2 separate regions of the Homo sapiens genome follow, and region 1 is linked to region 2. Evidence: read pairs that join two places in POLR2A ChIA-PET (ENCODE). Cell type or tissue: OCI-LY7. All regions are shown on one strand. Links, peaks and the distances in the headings refer to the core of each region. The heading gives the core; the rest is flanking DNA. Region 1 overlaps SNTA1 (syntrophin alpha 1). Region 2 has its middle 14 kb from the start of CBFA2T2.

Region 1 (2,906 bases), core at 297-2,796, 53 kb before region 2:
AAAAATAAAAAATAATAAAATAATAAAAATAAAAGATTAATAACTACAGCCAGACATGGTGGCTCACGCCTGTAATCCCAGCACTTTGGGAGCCCGAGGCAGGCAGACTGCTTGAGCCCAGGAGTTCAAGACCAGGTTGGGCAACATAGCAAAACCTTGTCTCTACCAAAAACACAAAACATTAGCCAGGCATGGTAGTGTGCGCCTGTAGTCCCAGCTACTCGGGAGGCTGAGGTGGGAGGATTGCTTGAGCCCAGGAGGCAGAGGTTGCAGTAAGCCAAGATTATGCCACTGCACTCCAGCCTGGGCGACAGAGCAAGACCCTGTCTCCAAAAAAAAAAAAAAAAAAAAAAAAGTCTGCCTCAGAGAGATGTCAGGATTAAATAAAATGTTGTAAGGCATGTGGTGAGTATTAAGGACTCAAGAAGCAGGTGTTTCTCACTTATCAGCCTTTCTTGCCCATACTTCCTAGGTCTCCGATTCTGTGTGTTAGGGTTGTCTCCTCCACAAAACTGGGAACTCCTAAAAGAAATTGCCGGGCACAGTGCCTCACGCCTGTAATCCCAGCACTTGGGAGGCCGAGGCGGGTGGATCACGAGGTCAGGAGATCGAGACCATCTTGGCCAACGTGGTGAAACCTCGTCTCTACTAAAATTACAAAAATTAGCCGGGCATGGTGGCGTGCACCTATAGTCCCAGCTACTCAGGAGGCTGAGGCAGGAGAATCGCTTGAACCCAGGAGGTGGAAGTTGCAGTGAGCTGAGATCGTGCCATTGCACTCCAGCCTGGGCGACAGAGCAAGACTCTGTCTCAAAAAAAAAAAAAGAAAAGAAAAAGAAAGAAACTGGGCTTGCTCTTCAAACCCAGAGTTGGCTGGGCAGTAGCTCACGCCTGTAGTCCCAGCACTTGGGGAGGCTGAGGCAGGCAGATCGCTTGAGCCTAGGAGTTTGAGAGCAGCCTGGGCAACATGGCAAAACCCTGTCTCTACCAAAAATACAAAAAACTAGCTGGGCATGGTGGTGTGCATCTGTAGTCCTAGGTACTTGGGAGGGTGAGATGGGAGGCTAAGGTGGGAGGCTTGCTTGAGCCCAGAAGGTTGAGGCTATAGTCAGCCTGGATAACAGAGCAAGACCCATTTCAAACAAACCAACCAACCCAGAATCAGTGTTCTGTGAATGGAAAAATGAATGCCAGGGCAGGACAGGCTCATTTAGCAGGAGGGAAGAGGTGCCATAGCCCAGGAGACAGGCCCAGCTCAGAGGTCACCTCAGAAGAGGTGATCAGATGCTCAGTCTGGATCCATCACACCCATCACCTCCGCAGTCCCCTACGCCTCACTCCCCTGTGATTGTCTGTGTAGGGTCTGTGTCCCCAACTAGGCTGAGAGCACTTTGAGGGCAGGGACCTGGTCTGACTCTTCTCTGTGTCCCCAGAATCCAGCAGAGATCTCATACGCTACATGCTCAGCAAATGAACATTTGTCAACTTTGAAGCCAGAGAAACTGCCAGATCCCCTGCTCGCCCAGCCATCCCAGATCTGGGTCCCCCTCCTTTCCCACAGGAACATGCTATAAATGGACAGCATACCAGCTGATGCCAGAATCAGGGCTTGCATTTCACAAACCAAGTGGCCTGTCCCAGAGTGGGGGTGGGGTCCTGGGGGCCCCGGAGTGTGGCCATAAATAGCCCAACTCTGAGGCCTCCTCCCCTCTCTGATTTCTGCCTGAGTCACCCGACAAGGCAGGGTGGGGCTGCCAAAGCCTATGGCCTAGAGAGCTGAGGGCACGACCACAGCCCTGTGGCCAGCATTCTCGAGACTCCAAAGATAGGCCCGGCCAGTGCCCCCACCCTCCCCAGCCAAGCCCCTGGCCTGGGAGCCTGATAAGCAGTGACACATGGGCCCTTCCTCCTCAGGGAAGCTGAGGCACCTATAAACAGAGGCCCCAATTTCCAGGGAGCTCCAGCTCTGCCAAGGAGGGAAGCCAGGATCTGGCTCTGGCCCCAAAGAGCCAGGAATAGATTCCACTGGAAACACATGGAAGAGAAACAGGGCAGGATCACTCATCAGGCCCAGTATAAGTGGACTGGGGGTCACATATGCGTTGCTGAGAGAAGGGAACACATCTGTTTGGGCAACAGGATCTCCAGTACTTATCCCAGTGCTTAATAAATGTCTGTGACTGAATGTCCTGGCTGAAGGGAAGCCTGTCCTCTAAGCTCAAGCTGTTCCTTGTCTGTTCAGTGGGTGGTCATTTACTTACCGCTGCTTGAAATTAGATGATAGAGCCATTTGTTTACTAGCCCATGGCCTTTCTCCCCTAACCAGAATGTCAGTTCCCGGAGAGCAGGGGCTGCCCTGTTTTCCAGTTCACTAGGGTATCCTCACCATCAAGAATAGTACCTGACGGCCGGGCGCGGTGGCTCACACCTGTATTCCCAACACTTTGGGAGGCCGAGGCGAGTGGATCACCTGAGGTCGGGAGTTGGAGACCAGCCTGACCAACATGGTGAAACCCTGTCTCTACTAAAAATACAAAATTAGCTGGATGTGGTTGCGCATGCCTGTAATCCCAACTACTTGGGAGGCTGAGGCAGGAGAGTGGCTTGAACGTGGGAGGCAGAGGTTGCAGTGAGCCAAGATTGTACCATTGCACTCCAGCCTGGGCAACAAGAGTGAAACGCCATCTCAAAAAAAAAAAAAGAAAGAAAGAAAAAAAAAGAAAATAGTACTTGACATATACCAAGTAAGCAGTAAAAGAAATCTGGGCCAGGCACAGTGGCTCACACCTGTAATCCCAGGACTTTGGAAGCCTTAGGTGGGAGGATTGCTTGAGCCCAGGAGTTTGAAACCAGCCTGGGTGACATAGGGAGACCCTGTCTTGAAAAAATTAAAAAAAAAAAAATTT
Region 2 (2,906 bases), core at 294-2,793:
CGTGCCCTTTTACTGTTTGTATTTAGAGATGTGCTGGATGACTGATTGATGTCTGCAGACAAGGACCATATCTAGTTTGTAACTCCTACCTAGACCAGTGCCTGGCACACAGTGCATACGTGTAGAATGAATGCATGAATACCACATCACATTCTTGCAAGCAGGATGCAAAAAGACCTGCTGGGCATAAGAGCTGCCAAGGATCAGGGGATGCCAGAGGGAGGAGGACCTTCGGGGAACTGAGAGTTTGGATTCCAGCTGCCCCTCCAGAGCCAGCTCCTGGGTAAGAGGCCAACTAGAGAAGGGATAGGCAGACCGTGTGCGGTGGTTCAAGCCTGTAATCCCAGCACTTTGGGAGGCTGACACGGGCAGATCACCTGAGGTCAGGAGCTCAAGACCAGCCTGGCCAACATAGTGAAACCCCATCTGTATCAAAAATTAAAAAATGGGGCCAAGCATGGTGATGTGCACCTGTAATCCCAGCTACTCGAGAGGCTGAAGTGGAGAATCACTTGAAGCTGGGAGGCGGAGGTTGTGGTGAGCTGAGATCGTGCCGCTGCACTCCAGCCTGGGTGACAGGGCGAGACCGTATCTCAAAAAAAAAAAAAAAAGAGAGAGAAACAGACTAAACCATATACCATACTGGCGCTGAGACCTGTGGCTCCTGATGCTGTCACAGCAATCAGCCATGCACAATTTGAGCAAACAGACAATACATAACGACACGACACGGGTGGCTGTGTTTCAACAAAACTCTCCTAATTACACTAAAGTTTGAATTTCACATATCTTTATCGGTTGGGGAAAAGTCTCCCAATCCCAGAGATTAAGTGTTCAGTTTAAAGTAAGGGTGAGAGCCTCAGGTGGAAGAGAGACCCTTTTTTTCCCACCCCTGAGATGTTAGACAAGTCCCTTAACTGCTCTGAGCCTGGAGCGCCTGGTTTGGTAAAGGGTCTAATAAAAGTCCTTGACTCCCAAGGCGGTCGTGAGGATTAACTGAGATAACACCTTGAGCTCCAGCCAGGTGGGCTCAGCATGAGCTACCGGATTGCTATTGTTGGTAATAATTATTATTACTATTACCAGGGGGACTTTGAGAGGAGCAAACGGAAGGACGCATGCAAATCCTCTTGTGCAATGTCTGGCACCAAGGAGACCTTCCTAACCTCCCCTGTTCTGCAAACCCGTTCCCACCCTAGGTCATTCCAGACGGTCCACCCCAGCATCCTTCACTCTCCCCTCAACCCCCTCAATGCTCTCCTCCTCCCCACGATCCCTGGCTCAGACCAGAGGTGGTCATGGCAGCTGGCCAGGGTGCAGAGAGGGCCAGGCACAGAGGGAGGAGGGTTCCAACCAGGCCCCCCGCCCATTGTCTGAGCCTGCCAGCCCGCCAGCCAGCTGATGTCCTGGGTCTCCGACACCAGCTGGCCAGCCCCACCCCCACCCCAATACCCCCTCCTCCCAGGTCCCTCCCTGTCACTCAGCCTCTGCCCCCATCCGCCCACAGCCCAGAAAGACTCAGGGTGTGACCAGAGGGTCTGAGCTTTTGTCCCCCAAATCGGAGGCTGATTTGCATCTTTTAGCAATTTGCACACCCCATTCATTTGTGTAGAGCTAGACTGCCACAAAGCCAGCCTGGTCCTTGGGGCTTATTTATTTGAGTGGGGTTATAAAATGTGATTTTGGGTGTTCCCTTTCAGCCTTCAGCACTTCCTCATTCTGGGACTTTGCTCAGTGGCTTCACCACTGTTCCTTATCTGTAAAACGGAGGCAACACTTTCCTATACAGTGGTTGCGAGGAGTAAGATGTGTGTGATGTGCCTGGAATAAAGTGGGTGTTCAACAAACAAGAGCTGTTATTATCTAAACATCCTCCAGAGTTAACTGTTAAAACCTGTGCTGGCCTGGCGCAGTGGCTCATGCTTGTAATCCTAGCACTTTGGGAGGCCGAAGTGGGCGGATCACGGGGTAAGGAGTTCGAGATCAGCCTGGCCAACATAGTGAAATCCCGTCTCTACTAAAAATACAAAAATTTGGCCGGTCACAGTGGCTCACACCTATAATCCCAGCACTTTGGGAGGCTGAGGCAGGTGGATCACGAGGTCAGGAGTTCGAGACCAGCCTGGCTAACATGGTGAAACCCCGTCTCTACTAAAAACACAAAAAATTAGCCGGACGTGGTGGCGGGCGCCTGTAATTCCAGCTACTTGGGAGGTTGAGGCAGGAGAATCGCTTGAACCTGGGAGGCAGAGGTTGCAGTGAGCTGAGATCGTGCCATTGCACTCCAACCTGGGCAGCAAGAGTGAAACTCCGTCTCAAAAAAAAAAAAAGAAAATCAAACAAACAAAGAAAAATTAGCCGGGCATGGTAGCGCGAGCCTGTAGTCCCAGCTAATAGGGAGGCTGAGGCAGAAGAATCGCTTGAACCCGGGAGGCGGAGATTGTGGTGAGCCGAAATCAAGCCACTACACTCCTGCTTGGGCAACAGAGCGAAATAAATAAAATAAAATAAAAGGAAAGGAAACATGTGCTGTCCATTGGGTGGCCACTAGGCTATTTAAATTTCAATTAATTAAAATTAAATAAAATTGGTACTTTAGTTCCTCAGTTGCACCAGCCAAATTTGAAGTGCTCGACAGCCATGTGCGGTGGCTATCATACTGAGCTGCACAGATCACTGCAGAATGTTCTCTGGGATAGTGCTGATTCAAACCCTCTAATTCTCCAGAGTTTTTCTCCCTTTTCAGAATAGGGCTCTCTTCTCTGCAGCCTTTCTTCCCCTCACCCCCAACAAGGCCCATCGAGGCACAGTAATCTGCCCCACCCCACCCCCACTGTATCCTCTGGGCATAGATTCCAAAACCCCCAGTGGGTGGCTGAAACTGCAAATAGTTCCTAACCCTCCAT

What was found. Peaks named below come from ENCODE experiments on the same cell type or tissue, not always from the same donor. Only the 100,000 strongest peaks of a DNase experiment are listed, where the experiment ranks them.
Region 1: POLR2A ChIA-PET joins it to region 2 with 7 read pairs; 7 of 35 experiments call an interaction of 5 or more read pairs at or near these places.

Annotation. Positions count from the first base shown.
Region 1 is chr20:33,421,627-33,424,532 of GRCh38, forward strand. The region is part of intron 2 of SNTA1 (syntrophin alpha 1); the gene reads right to left. Among named protein-coding and RNA genes, the nearest start is that of SNTA1, 21 kb to the right of the region's middle. RefSeq lists an enhancer at 192-2,906. In OCI-LY7, for the core only: no CTCF peak of the experiment used is centred there; no DNase peak of the experiment used is centred there.
Region 2 is chr20:33,474,532-33,477,437 of GRCh38, forward strand. No RefSeq gene overlaps it. Among named protein-coding and RNA genes, the nearest start is that of CBFA2T2, 14 kb to the right of the region's middle. RefSeq lists an enhancer at 2,560-2,906. In OCI-LY7, for the core only: no CTCF peak of the experiment used is centred there; DNase peaks (open chromatin) are centred at 1,095 and 1,640; H3K4me3 peaks cover 1,216 bases; H3K27ac peaks cover 1,643 bases.